Linked DNA regions of Homo sapiens: region 2 is linked to region 1. A link is a loop called in an ENCODE intact Hi-C map of the cell type or tissue named here. Cell type or tissue: heart left ventricle. All regions are shown on one strand.

Region 1 (8,000 bases):
CCAAGTGGCCCATTGGAAGAGCCTTCAGCCCACATCCTTCGCTGACTGAACGCAGGTGCATTTGCTGCCTTCTGCTGCTGGAACACCTGCTGCAAACCCCTGCTGGCCTGAAACAACACAAATGCATGATCTCCCGTGATGGAGGCCAGAAGTCTGAAATGGAACTCATGGGCTGGTACTCAGATGTCAGCAGGCTGCTCCTTCTGGGGGCTCAGGAGAGCCCCCAGCCCCTCCCCTTCTCCAGCTCCTGGAGGCCACCTGGACTCCTCAGCCAGAAGCGCAGTCAATGCAACCGATTGGCATCTTCAATCTCTCTTTGGCTGCAGCCCTCAGCCTCTCTTTCCATGTTTAAAGGGTCCCATGGGTATATTGGGTCCATGTGGATAATCCCCCTAAATTAACACCAGCCTATTAGCATAATTAATTCTACCCCCTTTGCAAGCTGACATCATCATATTCATTGTTTCTGGGGATGACGTTGTGAGCATCTCTGGTGGGAGAAGGAGAAGCATTATTCTGCCAGCCACTGTAAGATGGTCAGGAAATGGGGCCGAACTGGTGGCAACCAGGGAGTATCCACAGTTTCCCCTGTGTGATGAGAGGGAGAGCGGCTCACTGTGGAAAAAAAGGAAAGCCAGAGAAGCCTCTTCATCAACCCACAGATTCAGCCAAACTCACGAAGCAGTGGGGCCACTCCAGAAGGCACCAGGGCATCCGGAGCCAGGAGGTAGCATCATCTGTCAGTGCCAGTGGCACAACCGGACAGGAAGCCCCTCTTCTTGCCTTTGCCTCTTGCCACCTGCTGGGAGAATTTAGTGCTTATTCATCTTAGGGTTGGAGGAGAAAGAAGGGACTCTAGGGAGGTTTACTCAGAATACAATCCAGTTTGGGGGCCAGTGATGGAAGCACACATTCCCAGTGCAGCATTGGGATAGGGCAGTTTACTTAGGGCTTTTTAATTGATATATCGGGATTCAGCTGACCCTTCTCTGCAGTGCCTCCCACACCGTGGCCTTGTGACAGGCAGCCCACCATGTAAGACCCAGAGATTTTGACAGGGCCCATGTTTAGGAGGGTGATGCTTCTCCATCCACGCCTCGCTGTGCAGGGCACCTGTCCCTGCCTGGGTAGCAGTGGGGTTTGTGCACCTCAGCTTCGGGCACCGAGAATAACCTCTCAGGGCTCCCTGTGAACCTGGGCACGTCACCCAGCCTCGGAAGGTCATGGGTCCTGGGGTGACCCCGACACATGATCCCTTTCAGATGCCAGGGTCAAATCATGGTAGCCCCACACCCCAGCCAAGCGTGTCAAAGCGGGCGTGGGGCCAGTGAGGTGGGAGCAGGAATCTGATCAGGAGCTTTGGGGAAGTGTTTCTCACGTCCAAGAAAAAAACTGAGACTCTTCTTTGCGTCTGGGTATTTTCTCATCTGGTTGTGGCCCTTAGAAAGGCTGCATCTAACCGGCTACAAGTCTTCGGGTGTAGCCAGCACACATGGGGATGTGGGACCGGGAGACACAGGGAACAGAGACAAAAGCCACATCACTGTCCCTGGAACCCACGGCTTGTTGTTCAGTTAAAACAACAACAACAAGACGTGTGTGTGAGTGAAGTTGTTATATGACTGATGTGATGGCCTTCCCGTTCCTATCGATCAGGCATCCTGACTGACACGATACCCAAGCTCGTTGAAAATTATTCCAGAAATCTGAATATATGTTATAGGTATAATGTATTCTTAGCTAATGCATTATTACAAACTAATCTCCTCATTGCTATGTTAGATCATGAAAAATGGCAGGATGTTAAAACATACAGGATTTGAGTCTCTTTATCTTAAATATTCATAAATAAACTATTTTCTATGAAACTGTAAATTGCATCAAAAAGAAATATAAAGCCAATATGTGTATATCTTGTTGGGGGTGGGGGTGAAGAAGTAATCACAGTTTATTTCCACTAAAGTTTTAGGTTACTATACCTAAAGTTGGTTTACCTGAGTTCTATCAAGGAATAAATTTTACTTGTTACAAAAAAAGTTACAAAATGTTACATTTTTAAATAAAATTATAATAATTATTTCAAAACACATAATGATGAAAATCCAAAAATCAATCCTATTTATAAAACTATTGAAGTCTTGATATCTAAGATCTGACAAGACCAACATTAATTACGAGTAGACATGTAACAATTATAAATAAAATATTGAATGAGCCTCATAGGATATTAAAATAATAACATAAAACATCTTAATTTTGGGAATGTAAGACTGATTTAATAGCCTAATAGAATATATCTGTTGATCAAAAATAATATCCGTAAGAGTAGATAATCTAAAGATATTCGATAAAGTTCTGTATTATTTCTAAAATAAGCCTATTGTTTAGAGATAAAGGATTATTCTTTCTGTAATCAAAGATGCTCATTTTAAACAAACGGTAATGTTACATTTATAATAAATTAATATGTTTTACATCAGAAACATTGCAAATACACTTTATAAAATATAGAGGAAAAGATTATTATTGATAATCCCATGGCTGAATTCACTACTGCTTCATTTTCCTTCTTTATTTTACTTTACATTGCTGTAATCATATCATATTTATAAATCTTTACTTTTGTTTCACTTAAAGTATGTCATCAGCATTTCCAAGGGATAAAATAATCCTTACACACGTCAGTGCAATGGTTGCATAAGGTTCTCCTAGTGGTCTACCAGATGTAAGTAAACATTACTACCTCCAATTGACTGATGTGGGATCTCAGAGAGTTCAACTGGCTGGTCAGTGGTCCCCTCTGCATACCACAGCTGCACCAGGACCAGTCCACGAAAAGCTGAGGCACTCCCAGCACAGCCTCACAAGCTTACGGCAACTACTTAAAGACATTCTTGAGGCCTCTCTTAACTTGTGTTACCTAGCTTATCCTTGTGCTATGATTTTATCCTTGTGCTATAATGTTATCCTTGTGCTGTGATATTTTAGGAGTAAATCTGTTTGGACTTGGCATTCTCCATGTATGTTCCTATTACCTTTTCAGAGGATAAAATTTATGAGTTATACCTAGACTGTAGATTACAGAAGTTCTAATATCCATTCAACACCCAGAGGTTACAGACAGGATGATGATGAGCAAGTAGGTTTATTAATTAAATATATATATGTAACATGTCAGATCTCTGAGTATACTACTTATTTGTGTATCTCTTTTATGTATGAAGTGCTTCAGTTGACACATTCTTGTGACCTTCTTGTGGGTGGAGAAATTCCAGTAAGAACCAGGTCTATTTCATGGTGTCTATAAACAGAACTTGAAGCCTCTGCAGCATTAACTTTTTTTTTTTTTTTTTTTTTTCTTTTTTTGCTGGTGTAGACCCACTTGTGGATTTTTCCAGACTACATCAAGGGTTCTCTCTGAAGAATAGCCTCATGTGTTCACCCTTCCTGCGTGTCCTCACCCAAGGGGGCAACACCTGGTCTCAGCAGGCTCAGGATAAGCCTGTCCGTCGGCCTCCCGGCGTCTGCGTCTGCGTCTGCCTCTGCCTGGTCAGGGAGCAGCAGGAGCCGGGTAAGTGAGGCAGGCAGGCCTGGGGGTCTCCTCGGGTGGGCAGCGTGCCGGGCACACCAAGGGGTTTCTCCCTCCTTCCCCACCTAGGTCACCTGGCTTGGCGGGATGATGACTTACACTAACAACTAAAGGCATGAATAATAAGTCGTAGCTAATATTTATTGATTATGGATGATGTCTAGGCTGTTTAGGTTTCTGATCACATTTAATCCCCACAAACCCCTGTAAGACAAGCATTATTATTATCTCTATTTCACAAATGAGAGCAACAAGGCTGGGAGGGGGTTTGAAACTCGTCTTAGCTTTCAATGATGCAACAATGAATTAAACCAGGTGCACCTGGCGCCAAACCCATGCTCGTCACCATGCTCCTCACTACGGTTGCTCCTTGCAACCAATTTCTGTATATATTTTTTAATAATAATAAGAAGAACAAACAAAAAATCAAATGCAAGCCATGGAATTTTCAATGTTTCTTAATAAAAACTAAAGCGAAGGCTTCAAATCCCCCGTAGTCTGTAACTGTGACTAAAATGTGTGGCTGAGCCCCAGGGAGAAAGCGTCCAGCTGCTCGCGGTCCCGGCTTCTTCCCGGGTCTCCTCCCGCCGCGGCAGCGGGCAGTGCTCCCGGGAGGCCAGCAGGGGGCAGTGCTGGCGCGTGTCGGGAGAGGAGCCGAGGGCATGGCCGGCAGCTGGGAGCCTCGGCCCGCGTCCTGCAGGGTCCTGACGCAGGAACCGTGTGCTCTCCACACAAACATTGGGAAGGAAAGTACGGCGGTTAATTTGCAAAAAAAGGTTTCTCTCTTCCTCTGTATAGAGATATTGATATGTACATGTGTCTCTATCTATGTAGACATGAGGATGGATGGATGGATGGACGAATAAATGCATGGATGGACGGATAAATGGATAAATGGGTGATAAATGGATAGATGGATGGATGGATCGGTGGGGGGAATGGATGGGTGGGTGGATGGATGGATGGATGGATGGATGGGTGGGGGGAATGGATGGGTGGGTGGGTAGATGGATGGATGGATTGGTGGGGGGAATGTATGGGTGGGTAGATGGATGGATGGGTAGGTGGGTTCATGGATGGATGGATGGATGGATGGATGGATGGTGGATGAATGGGTGGGTAGATGAATGGATGGGTGGATGGATGAACACATGGGTGGGTGGGTGAATGGATGGGTGGAGGGATGGATGGATGGATGGATGGATGGATGAATAGATGGGTGGAGGGTGGGAGGAAGGGAAAGATGGATAGGTGGGTGGATAGGTAGGTGGGTGAGCGGATGAATGGATTGATAGATGGGTGGGTGGGTGGATGGGTGGGGGGGATGGAGGATGGGTGGGTGGAAGGGTAGGGGGGACGAGTGGGTGGGTGGATAGATGGATAGATGGATGGATGGATGGATGGATGGATGAATAGATGGATGGATGAATGGGTGGGTGGGTGGGTGGATTGTGTCTTTCTATGCATGTCTATAAAGGAAGATATACAGAGACTTAGGTAGGTAGGTAGAGTAGTGAGAGATTGGATCGTGGCTAAATTTAGGGGACTTTTTAAAGACTTATTTTAGACATGGTAATTTAAACATTTTAAGTCAACATAGATTTTAGATTTGTATTGTGCAGTTATTTTTTATTGACTCACCTTTTCCTACCCTCTCAATGAAATATGAATGACAATAGAATAAGGCATGTAAAGTTATAATACTGCTGGAAATCAGCAGTATTGATGCATGATTACCCAGGTACAATGACACAATTCCACTAGTCAAACCTAAGTAACACTGGGTCGGGACGTCAGGCTGAAAGGTGAAGGGGTGACTCCCACTTCCTCTGTATTGACCTAGCCTAGAGATGTTGGCTTTTCTCTGGCAGGAAGGGAAGACCCCAGCACCTCACAGAGCAGGTGCTTCTCCTCAGCTGACTGCCTCTGTCTCCCTCTTTAAGATGGCCCATCACAAGCCTGCAGCAGTCCATTCCAGCTAACAGCAGAGTGGACAAAAGAGTCATACCTGCATTTTGCCGGGTGCCCTGTCTCACGCCTGTAATCCCAGCACTTTGGGAGGCCGAGGTGGGCGGATCACGAGGTCAGGAGATTGAGACCATCCTGGCTAACATGGTGAAACCCCGTCTCTACTAAAAAATACAAAAAATTAGCCGGGCGTGGTGGCAGGCACCTGTAGTCCCAGCTCCTCGGGAGTCTGAGGCAGGAGAATGAATGGCGTGAACCCAGGAGCCGGAGCTTGCAGTGAGCCGAGATCGAGCCACTGCACTCCAGCCTAGGCGACAGAACGAGACTCCGTCTCAAAAAAAGAAGAAAAAAAAAAAAGAGTCATACCTGCGTTTTAGGATGGCCTCGGGGAAAGGCAGGCATCCAGACTACCATGACTGTGGGCCGTGTGCCTCCACAGATCCCCGCCTTAAGCTCGACGAGTTCCAACAACCACCAAACCGATGGTAAGAAGGGAGAACCGGACTCACTCACCCAGCCAGTGGGCAACAGTGGCCAACTTCTCCTCCCTCAAAACTCAGTTAACAGAAAATCAAGTAACAATGCATAAAGAGAGTGGTAGGAGAAATAAAGAAAATCAGAGTAAAGATGAAAACATACATTTCAAAATGGACTCTGTGGAAAACAAAATTCAATTTAATTGGATAAAATGTAATATTGCAAGTACTTCTTAAGGAGCTAGCATGAGCCTGGCAGCATTCAGCACACTGGGCATAAAGAGGCACCAAAACCACAGCCGAGCTCTTGCGGACCTGATATTCTCACAGAGGGAGCCAAAACATCATTAAAAAAGCGAATGTGTCAAATAGTGTCAAATGCTAAGAACAAAAGAAGAACAGAATGTGTGTGGCCCTGAGCTAGAGGAGTGGTCAGCAGGCAAATGGTAAAACATGCTTGGGTTGTGTTTTAATTAACAGGCAGAAACCTGAGCTCTGTGAAGGCCGAGGAAGAATGAGGTGCTGCAGTCGCAGGCATGTGGGGCCCAGCCAGGTGCAGGCAGAGGTGGGGAGGAGCGCTGCCCAGAACCGAGGCTCGGAAACTCACCATGTGCGTTCTGATTGAAGCAACCAGTCCTGTAGAAGGAAAATCAGCAATGAAGGCATGCTTGAGAATCTCCAAATGCAATAAATGCAAGAAGAAAATAAGATAAAAATTATGAGAAATGAAATACCTAAGTAAAAGGCAAAATATTGAAGAAAAAAAGATTTTGATGAATGTCTTTAACTTTTGAGATTTAAAAAATACCTACACTCTAGCCAAGAAAATGAGTTTACTTATAAAGAAATAAAAATGAGAATGGCTTTTTGGCCTTCTCCTGTCAATATGAAACTAGGTGTATCAGTAATCGATGCCTCTGCTGGCTGCCTTACAAACAACCCCAACACAGCACCTCAATCACGATCATTCACTTAACTTACAATGTGGGAGTTGAAGAAGCACTGCCAGCTGCTTTTTATTTAAAGTCACTCAATGAAACCGCGGCCAGACTTTACAGAGGTCTGCTGGTCATCTGGAAGGCTGAAGCGTCCTTCATGCACCTACCTGTGACCCAGGCAGGTAAACTCAAACAGCTGAGGGTCCCTGGGCCTGCCCCCCACTTCTTAATCTTTATCTGTCTATCTGTTTCTTTATCTTCTCTGTCTGTATCTCCCTCTCTCAAACTGCATCTGTCTCTGTATCTTTGTCTCTCTGTCTCTATCTTCTCCATTTATCTGAATCTCTATGTCTCTCTCTCTCTCTCTCTCTCTCTCTCTCACTTTGCCACATGACAGCTTCGTGGAAGCCAGCAGGAGGCACCCCCTGCCAGTATTGCGAAGGCACCCGTGTCCGTGTCCAGAAGGGAGTCTTCAGGAGCTCCACGGGGTTTTCTACCCAAGCTCGGAAGTGATGCTGCATTCACCTGTGCACCTGTCACAGGGGTCAGTCCAGGCAGGACCACCTCTCCATAGGGGGAGAGTCACAGCACGCTGGACATGTTGTAGACACACAATAGGTAGAGTTACGGCCTCTTTGAGGGAGCAGAGGCTTGAGTCAAGAAAGCCATATTCACCATTTTGTGGTTGAACAAAGAAGGGGGGGCAGCCCCCTCCCACCCAAAATTGACATCCAGACTAATGATGCCCCTGGCTCAGGTGGTCTGAGAGGCTGAGTTCTTGGTACCTCAGCAGTTGGAGCACCAGTATTCTTTTTTTCAAAATTGTAGTTAATTGAAAGTGTTGAAAATGTTGAATGTTTGTAACCATAACTTTTGCAACTTTGAAAAGAAATATACATATTTTTAAAGAAGAATTCTATAAAAGGTAATTTGAAAAATAAGTTATTAAAATACTGATATTATCAATGTTGACATCATCAAGAACTTTTTAGATTAAGTGAATATGCAACAGTAATAATAACTGCTTGT
Region 2 (8,000 bases), 170 kb after region 1:
CTCATCCTCTAGAACAGGGTCTGAAAAACTATAGCCTGTGGGCAAAATATGGCCAATCTCTGGATTTGGTACAGCCTGAAAGCCAAGAATGCATTTTATATTTCTAAGCAGAAAAAATCAAAATAAGGATATTTTGTGATGTATATTTAAAAATGCATGGGAAATTCAAATTTCAGTGTCCATAAAGTTTTTGGCATCAAAACTGCACTCATTCATCTAGACACTGTTTATGGCTGTCTTTAGGATACAGTGACAGAGCTGAGTAGCAGCAATGGAGGCTGTACAGTCCAGAAAGCCTAAACTTGTTAACATCTGGACTTTCATAGGCCTAGAACCTTTTGACCTCTTTTGACCTCAGGCCTAGAACAAAAAGTCCACAATGTCAGGTTCACTTCTGTTTTCTTTGCTTTTTCATCCTTTGCTTAACACAAAGTGCCTAGAAGAGAAGGCCGTGCTCAATAAAAGCAACCGAATGAAGACGATCCCCTGGGAATGTTGGTGTCATTATTCTTAGTGGGAGCAAGGCTAGAGAAAATAAACAATACTTCATTTATAGATTCTAAAATTCCTTTGGTTCTAAGTCATACAGATATTTCAAAAAATAATGAGACCAACTGAAGTGACCCAATGCTTTCTTCTCACTTTGAGTTATAATATTTAGAGAAATCTCCTAGATGTACTTAGACATATAGACATATAGTGTCTTTTTAATTTTATTTTTATTTTTATTTTTATTTGAGACAGAGTCTCACTCTGTCACCTAGGCTGGAGTGCGTGCAGTGGCGCGATCTCAGCTCATAGTAACCTCTGTCTCCCGGGTTCAAGTGATCCTCCTGCCTCAGCCTCCCAAGTAGCTGGGACTACAGCTTCTAAGCGTTTTACATTTAATAATTTATTATTGCAACAACTATTAAGATGGATATTATTACTAGCCTTATCCTACAGATGAATAAACTGAGCCTAAGCATAGCTAAGTGACATACACAAAAAAGCTAGGAAGTGGTGGTAAGGAACTTCACTTTAGGCAGTCTGGCTCTAGATTTTATATTTCAACAGTATGCCCTACTACCGTTATGGTAAGAATAAAATAGCTAGCATTTGTTTAGTACTTACTATGTGACAGGAAAAGTTCTAAGTGATTTTCTCGTACTCACTTATGTAATATTCACAATAAACCAAAGAGGTAAGTATTATTATAATTCCTATGTTGCAGATGACAAACTGAAGCATAGAGAGATTGTCTTATCTTTCCTGGCTGTTATGACAAAATACTGTAGACTGGGTACCTTATAAACAACAGTCACTGGTCATTAGAGAAATGCAAATCAAAACCACAATGAGATACCATCTCACACCAGTTAGAATGGCAATCATTAAAAAGTCAGGAAACAACAGATGCTGGAGAGGATGTGGAGAAATAGCAATTCTTTTACACTGTTGGTGGGAGTGTAAATTAGTTCAACCATCATAGAAGACAGTGTGGTGATTCCTCAAGGATCTAGAACTAGAAATACCATTTGACCCAGCCATCCCTTTACTGGATATATACCCAAAAGATGATAAATCATTCTACTATAAAGACACATGCACATATAGGTTTATTTCGGCACTAGTCACGATAGCAAAGACTTGGAACCAACCCAAATGTCCATGAATAATAGACTGGATAAAGAAAATGTGGCACATATACACCATGGAATACTATACAGCCATAAAAAAGGATGAGTTCATGTCCTTTGCAGGGACATGGGTGAAGCTGGAAACCATCATTCTCAGCAAACTATCACAAGAACAGAGAAACCAACCCCCGGGTGTTCTCACTCATAAGTGGGAGTTGAACAATGAGAACACATAGACGTAGGGAGGGAAACATCACACACCAGGGTCTGTCAGGGGTGGGGGGTTAGGGATAACATTAGTAAAAATACCTAACGTAGGTGACGGGTTGATGGGTGCAGCAAACCACCATCGCACGTGTATACCTATGTAACAAAACTGCACATTCTGCACATGTACCCCAGAACTTAAAGTATAATAATAAAAATTTTTAAAAAAAAGAAAATGCACCAAGAACTAACGCTTTCCTCATACTCCGGTGGCTTTTATCCATGAAAGCCCAGCCTTTCTATTCTTTCTCTGAGCCTTGGAAGGATTTCTTTCTAAGGGAAAGACTTATCTTGCCATGTTCCTCTGAGATTCCCCGCTATTCCTCTGAGATCCCCTGCCATGCCTTCTTTTCCAAGAAGTGAAGTTTTTTCAAATGGTGCATATAACTCAAGTGAAGCCATGATGATATGAACAGTGGTGTTCAAGTTTGTGCATGTTCCTACATTACAACTGCCGCCAAGCCAACAGCAATTGTAAATCGACATCAATTCAAACACACTTTCAAATTTTAAAATCTTAAAATGTGAAAAAAGTGAACATACTAAAATAAATTAAATATAGAAATAATTAACATTTGGAAAACTTATTAAGTGCCAGTCATGTTTCCAAATCCATGATATTTATTAACCAATTGAATTGTAACAATATGCAAACCTGTGTAGTAGACTGTATCACAAATGAAGAACAAGGAGTGCTCCAATAACAGGGCATTTATGCCCAGGCCATCACTACAGTTTGCTGCTTCAGCAAGCACCACCATTGTCAAACACAGGATGAGACTATTGAGGAAAGAATAAGACCTTAGAATAGTCCAAGAAAAGAAAAAAAAAGTTTTTCAAAACAGTTTCCCATAGGGTTGCCATATAAGGTACAGAGCACCCAGTTAAACAAGTATATGCCATACATAGCATGGGATATACTTATATTAAAACATATTATTCATTTCTTTTCTGAAATTCAAATTTAACTGGGTATCTGGTATTTTTACTTCCTAAGTCTGGAAAACCTCCTCCTATGCCAGACCAAAGTGCTTCTTCATACAACTTTACAAAATCTCACTTCCTTTCCAGAGGAGAGGGAGAAGCTCATGGGTTTTCGGCATACATCATACACGGTCTATTTTTACAAGAGTACACACAGCAGTTTTCGTGTGCCAGATATCTTATGTATGTTATTCCTGGTCCTCAGAACAGCCAGACAAGGACAGTACTTCTAGCCACATTTTATAGATGAATGAATTGAAAGAAGTTAAATAATATATTCAAGGTTACACAGAAAACGTGTTAAAACTAATACAGGAACCCTTTTTTATCTGACTGCAGAGGCCCAGCTCTTTGTAGTGAAAGCCATGACTTTGTGCTATATTTTCCATCTTGACTATTCAGAACCATTTATTCCAAGGGGACAAAATTATTGCTTCTGTTTCAGTTCCTGTGAAACAGTGGGGATTATTGCCAAAAGCGGGGAGGGACAGTGTGTGCTCCTGTACTTCCTGTAATCACTATTCCACGGAGACTAGGACTGAGTCACCAACCCGATGTGGATCCACCCCCTACTGGTACATCAACGAAGAGCAAAAAAAGAAATCCATGCTAATTTCACGTGCTAATGGAAAGCCTCATGTACAAATCAATAAGTATGTGTTCTCCACATCCAAGGGGGTAGATCTGTTAAGCCAAAATGTTCACTCTCGGATGACAGAAAATGAAAATAAAGATTTTTCTTCCCATGTTGTTGACTTACAGCCAGATGCAGTCAACATTAACTCAAGTATGGCTCAGGCTATATAATTATCATCTTCAAGATTTCTTGTTTTTTATGTCAGCAAAAGACAGACCACAGACAATCCAGTATGCCTTTAGCAGTTTTTGTAATTCTTTATCACTCAATAATTTAATGTCCTCTTTGGTAACATAATTTGCAATTTGTAAATGAAGAGAATCAGATTCCAAAAACTCACTATATCTAGTAATTCATTTTTGTCTTCTAATTCTAAACACATGCCTGCATTTGGGGAAAAAGAAATGTGAGTATATTTTTTAAAGTTTCTTTTTGTTAAATGGATGGGGCTGAGGGAACTAAGAGAAAAATATGAGTCTTGTAAAAGATCTAGCTGTAAAGCTATAGACTGAGAAAGATTTCGCTGAAAAGCTATAGGCTGAAATTTATGTACCAATATAGGAGTACTCGTTGACACCCATCATTTGAATTGTTTGTTAATTTTGAGAAAAGAGACTCTGCAATGTGAGATTAATTCGAGATAATGTAGTTCCAGTGTCAACAGAGCTTGTATCTTTTTTAAAAAAATAATTTTTATTTCTCCCAGGTTGCTAGTAAGAAGGAAGGGAAAAGTCTCTTGAAGTTTTTTTGGAGTATCCCTATTTTTTTTGTTGCATGCTGTTATTTCCTTTGTTTTAGTTTTTGGCATTTTTTAAGTGTCCGGGTTTTTTGTAGCAATTGTGAAGTGGAAAGTTAGGTCTGTTTTGAGGTTTACTGGGGGGTATTTTGGAGGTCTAGACTAAGTGGATAGTTGTTTTAATTGTAGATTTATAATTTTATTAGTCTTTTTTGTTTGATCTCTCTATCTCTCTCTCTCTCTTTCAGTTAAAAGTAATTGATCAGCAAGGTTAACCAAATTATGAGTCTGAGAAATTGCCCAACTCAGACATTGTTTTTTTATTATTGTCAATTTTTTTATCTACTCTATTTATAAAATTGAAACTGAGAATATCATTTTGATGATTAGCATAACTTTCTTTAGATAATCTTTGTTGTTTGCCAGTATTGTATTTCAATTTTTTTCTTTTACATTTTTGCACATAGAACTTTACAACCAGAAATTATGATTTATTAACAGGTTAAGTAATATTTTTGCTTTAATGTTTCTATGTGGTTTTCATTTTGAAATCTCATTGTTGATACATTTGGATTATATAAAATGGAAAATATCTTCAAATTATATACATGTATATATATATATACACACACATATATATATATTAATTTCCACAGGTTATTGTGGTACAGGTGGTGTTTGGTCACATAAGTAAGTTCTGTAGTGGTGATTTGTGAAATTCTGGCGCACCCATCACCTGAGCAGTATACAATGCACCCTATTTGTAGACTTTTATCCCTCGCCTCTGTCCCATCCTTCCCCTCAATTTCCCAAAATCCATTGTATCATTCTTGTGCCTTTGCATCCTCATAGCTTAGCTCCCACATATCAGTGAGAACATACGATGTTTGGTTTTCCATTCCTGAGTTACTTCACTTAGAATAATAGTCTCCAATTTCAACCCAGTCACTGTGAATACCATTAACTCATTCATTTTTATGGCTGAGTAGTATTCCAGTGTGTGTGTGTGTGTGTGTGTGTGTGTGTGTGTGTGTGTGTTTCTTTATCCACTCTTTGACTGATGGGCATTTGGGTTGGTTCCACAATTTTGCAATTGTGAATTGTGCCACTATAAACATGCATGTGCAAGTATCCTTTTCATATAATGACTCTTTTCCTCTGGGTAGATACCCTGTAGTGGGATTGCTGGATCAAATGGTAGTTCTACCTCTTTTAGTTCTTTAAGGAATCTCCACACTGTTTTCCATAGTGGTTGTACTAGTTTACATTCCCACCAGCTGTGTAAAAGTGTCCCCTGATCACAGCATCTATGCCAACATCTACTGTTTTTTGATTTTTTGATTATGGCCATTCTTGCAGGAGTAAGGTGATATTGCATTGTGGTTTTGATTTGTATTTCCCTGATTATTAGTGATGTTAAGCATTTTTTCATATGTTTGCTGGCCATTTGTATATCTTCTTTTGAAAATTGTCTATTCATGTTCTTAGCCAACTTTTGATGGGATTGTTTCTTTCTTGCTAAAGTTTGAGTTTGTTATAGATTCTGGATATTAGTCCTTTGTCAGATGTATACATCGTGAAGATTTTCTCCCACTCTGAGGGTTGTGTGTTTACTCTCCTGACTGTTCCTTTTGCCGTGCAAAAGGTCTTTAATTTAATTAAGTCCCATCTATTTATCTTTGGTTTTATTGCATTTGCTTTTGGGTTCTTGGTCATGAAATCCTTGCCTAAGCCAATGTCTGGAAGGGTTTTTCCAATGTTATCTTCTAGAATTTTTAATGTTTCAGGTCTTAGATTTAAGTCCTTAATCCAACTTGAGTTGATTTTTGTATAAGGTGAGAGATGAGGATCCAGTTTTATTCTCCTACATGTGGTTAGTCAATTATCCCAGCACCGTTTGTTGAAAAGTGTGTCCTTTCCCCACTTTTATATTTTTGTTTGCTTTGTGGAAGATTAGTTGGCTGTAAGTATTTGGGTTTATTTCTGGGTTCTCTATTCTGTTCCAATGGCCTATCAAAATACCACCATCATTCTTCACAGAATTAGAAAAAACAACTCTAAAATTCATATGGAACCAAAAAAGAGCCCACATAGCCAAAGCAAGACTAAGCAAAAAGAACAAATCTGGAGGCATCACACTACCTGATTTCAAACTATACTATAAACCCATAGCCAGCAAAACACTATGGTACTGGTATAAAAAATTAGATAATCTTCAATATTGTTTAAAGATGTTTTTAAATGTCTCAACCTATGTCAGTATTGATTTATCTGGATTTTGCCAACATTGCTATATTTTCTTCTCGTCTACCACTTTTTGGAAGACTAAATGGATGGCTTGGAGCAAAGTCTTTGTAACCTCACAGGCACATGTGTGATCTTCTTTTGTAATTAAGTAGCTAAGACACATTTTTAAAAACCCCTTCTTTTGTGTCTAGCTACTTAATTTTTACTTTAAAAAAATTAACATGTGAACTAGTTGATATAGATCAGAAAAAACAGGGTGGTAACTTTGATATTAAGCTTAAGCTTTCTGGCAAAACCAATAGGGTCCTTGTAACTTTGATATTAAGCTTAAGCTTTCTGGCAAAACCAATAGGATCCTCGTGGAAATTAGATTTTTTTTTTTTTTTTTTTTTGAAACAGGGTCTTGCTCTGTCACCCAGGCTGGAGTGCAGGGGCATGATTACAGCTCATGACAGCCTCAACACCCTGGGCTCAAGCGATCCTCCCACATCAGCTTCCCGAGTAGCTGTGACCACAGGCACATGCCATCATTTTTGGCTATTTGCTTGTTTGTTTGTTTGCATTTTTTTGTAGAGACGGGGTTTCACCATGTTGGCCAGACTGGTCTCAATCCCCTGGGCTCAAGTGATCCTCCTGCCTCAGCCTCCCAAAATGCTGGGATTATAGGTGTGAGCCACTGTGCCTAGCCAGGAAATCTCTTATGTCTTTAAGGTTTACTTTTGATGATGGCTGATAAACTAAGGTGGGCTTTCCTCTGCCAGATATTCGCTGTTTCTGAGATTAAGCTAGAAGAGCAAGAGTGGGAGGAGGGGATCAAAGGAGGCAAAGGTGAGTGCAGGTGAGACGGTTCAGACGGGGAAGAGAAGAAATGAAGCAGGAGAGAATCAGCTTCAGCTGCTTATTTATTCATTTATTTTAGGGAGCTTTTTTCTTCATTTATGGAAAGAATTTTGTCAGAGCCTCTTGTAGATGCTTCTAAGTACTATAGGAAGGAAGTCTCCCAATTATTTTGTTTCATTTTAGAGCCAGTACTTTTCATTGTAAAGTAAATCAATTAATTCTGATATTTTAAAGGTGTATCATTTTGGCTGTTGTGTGGCTTTTTTATGGGTTAAGTAACACCATTTTATTTTTTAGATATTGACAGGAGGTGGTGCCATAAGTATTGGACATAAATCTAGCTGCAGTTTCTAAGGACGAATCTCCGTTAAGGAGGAAGACTTGGTTTCAGATGGACAGCTACCTATAATTTGGGTTCTCTTTTTAAGAAATTAAAGATTGAAAGGGAAAGATGTTTTGGATCTGGTGTGCTGCTTAATGAGAATTGTATTTTGAGGTGTCACTCACGAGTCACTTTTCCCCTCTTACATGTCTTGGTAAAACCCAGGAATCCTGGGATCTGAAGGCACTGGGAGGTCAGCCCCTCATATGTGGCCACCAGGCTAAGCTAGAATTTTTGAGTGTTTCTGGGGGGATAATTTCCTATGAGATTGTTTTATGTCGTGAGCAA

The links. Hi-C counts contacts between places; a loop is a spot of excess contacts. Peaks named below come from ENCODE experiments on the same cell type or tissue, not always from the same donor. Only the 100,000 strongest peaks of a DNase experiment are listed, where the experiment ranks them.
Region 2: it touches region 1 in a loop (2.9-fold over the local background); 3 of 110 quality-filtered maps call a loop at or near these places.

What each region holds. Positions count from the first base shown.
Region 1 is chr18:77,647,191-77,655,190 of GRCh38, reverse strand. No RefSeq gene overlaps it. Among named protein-coding and RNA genes, the nearest start is that of LINC01029, 340 kb to the left of the region's middle. RefSeq lists silencers at 4,121-4,180, 4,241-4,290. In heart left ventricle, CTCF peaks have their summits at 3,998 and 4,203 (motif pointing right); DNase peaks (open chromatin) are centred at 3,570 and 4,220; H3K27me3 peaks cover 1,766 bases.
Region 2 is chr18:77,474,219-77,482,218 of GRCh38, reverse strand. No RefSeq gene overlaps it. Among named protein-coding and RNA genes, the nearest start is that of GALR1, 230 kb to the right of the region's middle. In heart left ventricle, a CTCF peak has its summit at 3,487 (motif pointing left); no DNase peak of the experiment used is centred here; H3K27ac peaks cover 1,041 bases; H3K27me3 peaks cover 640 bases.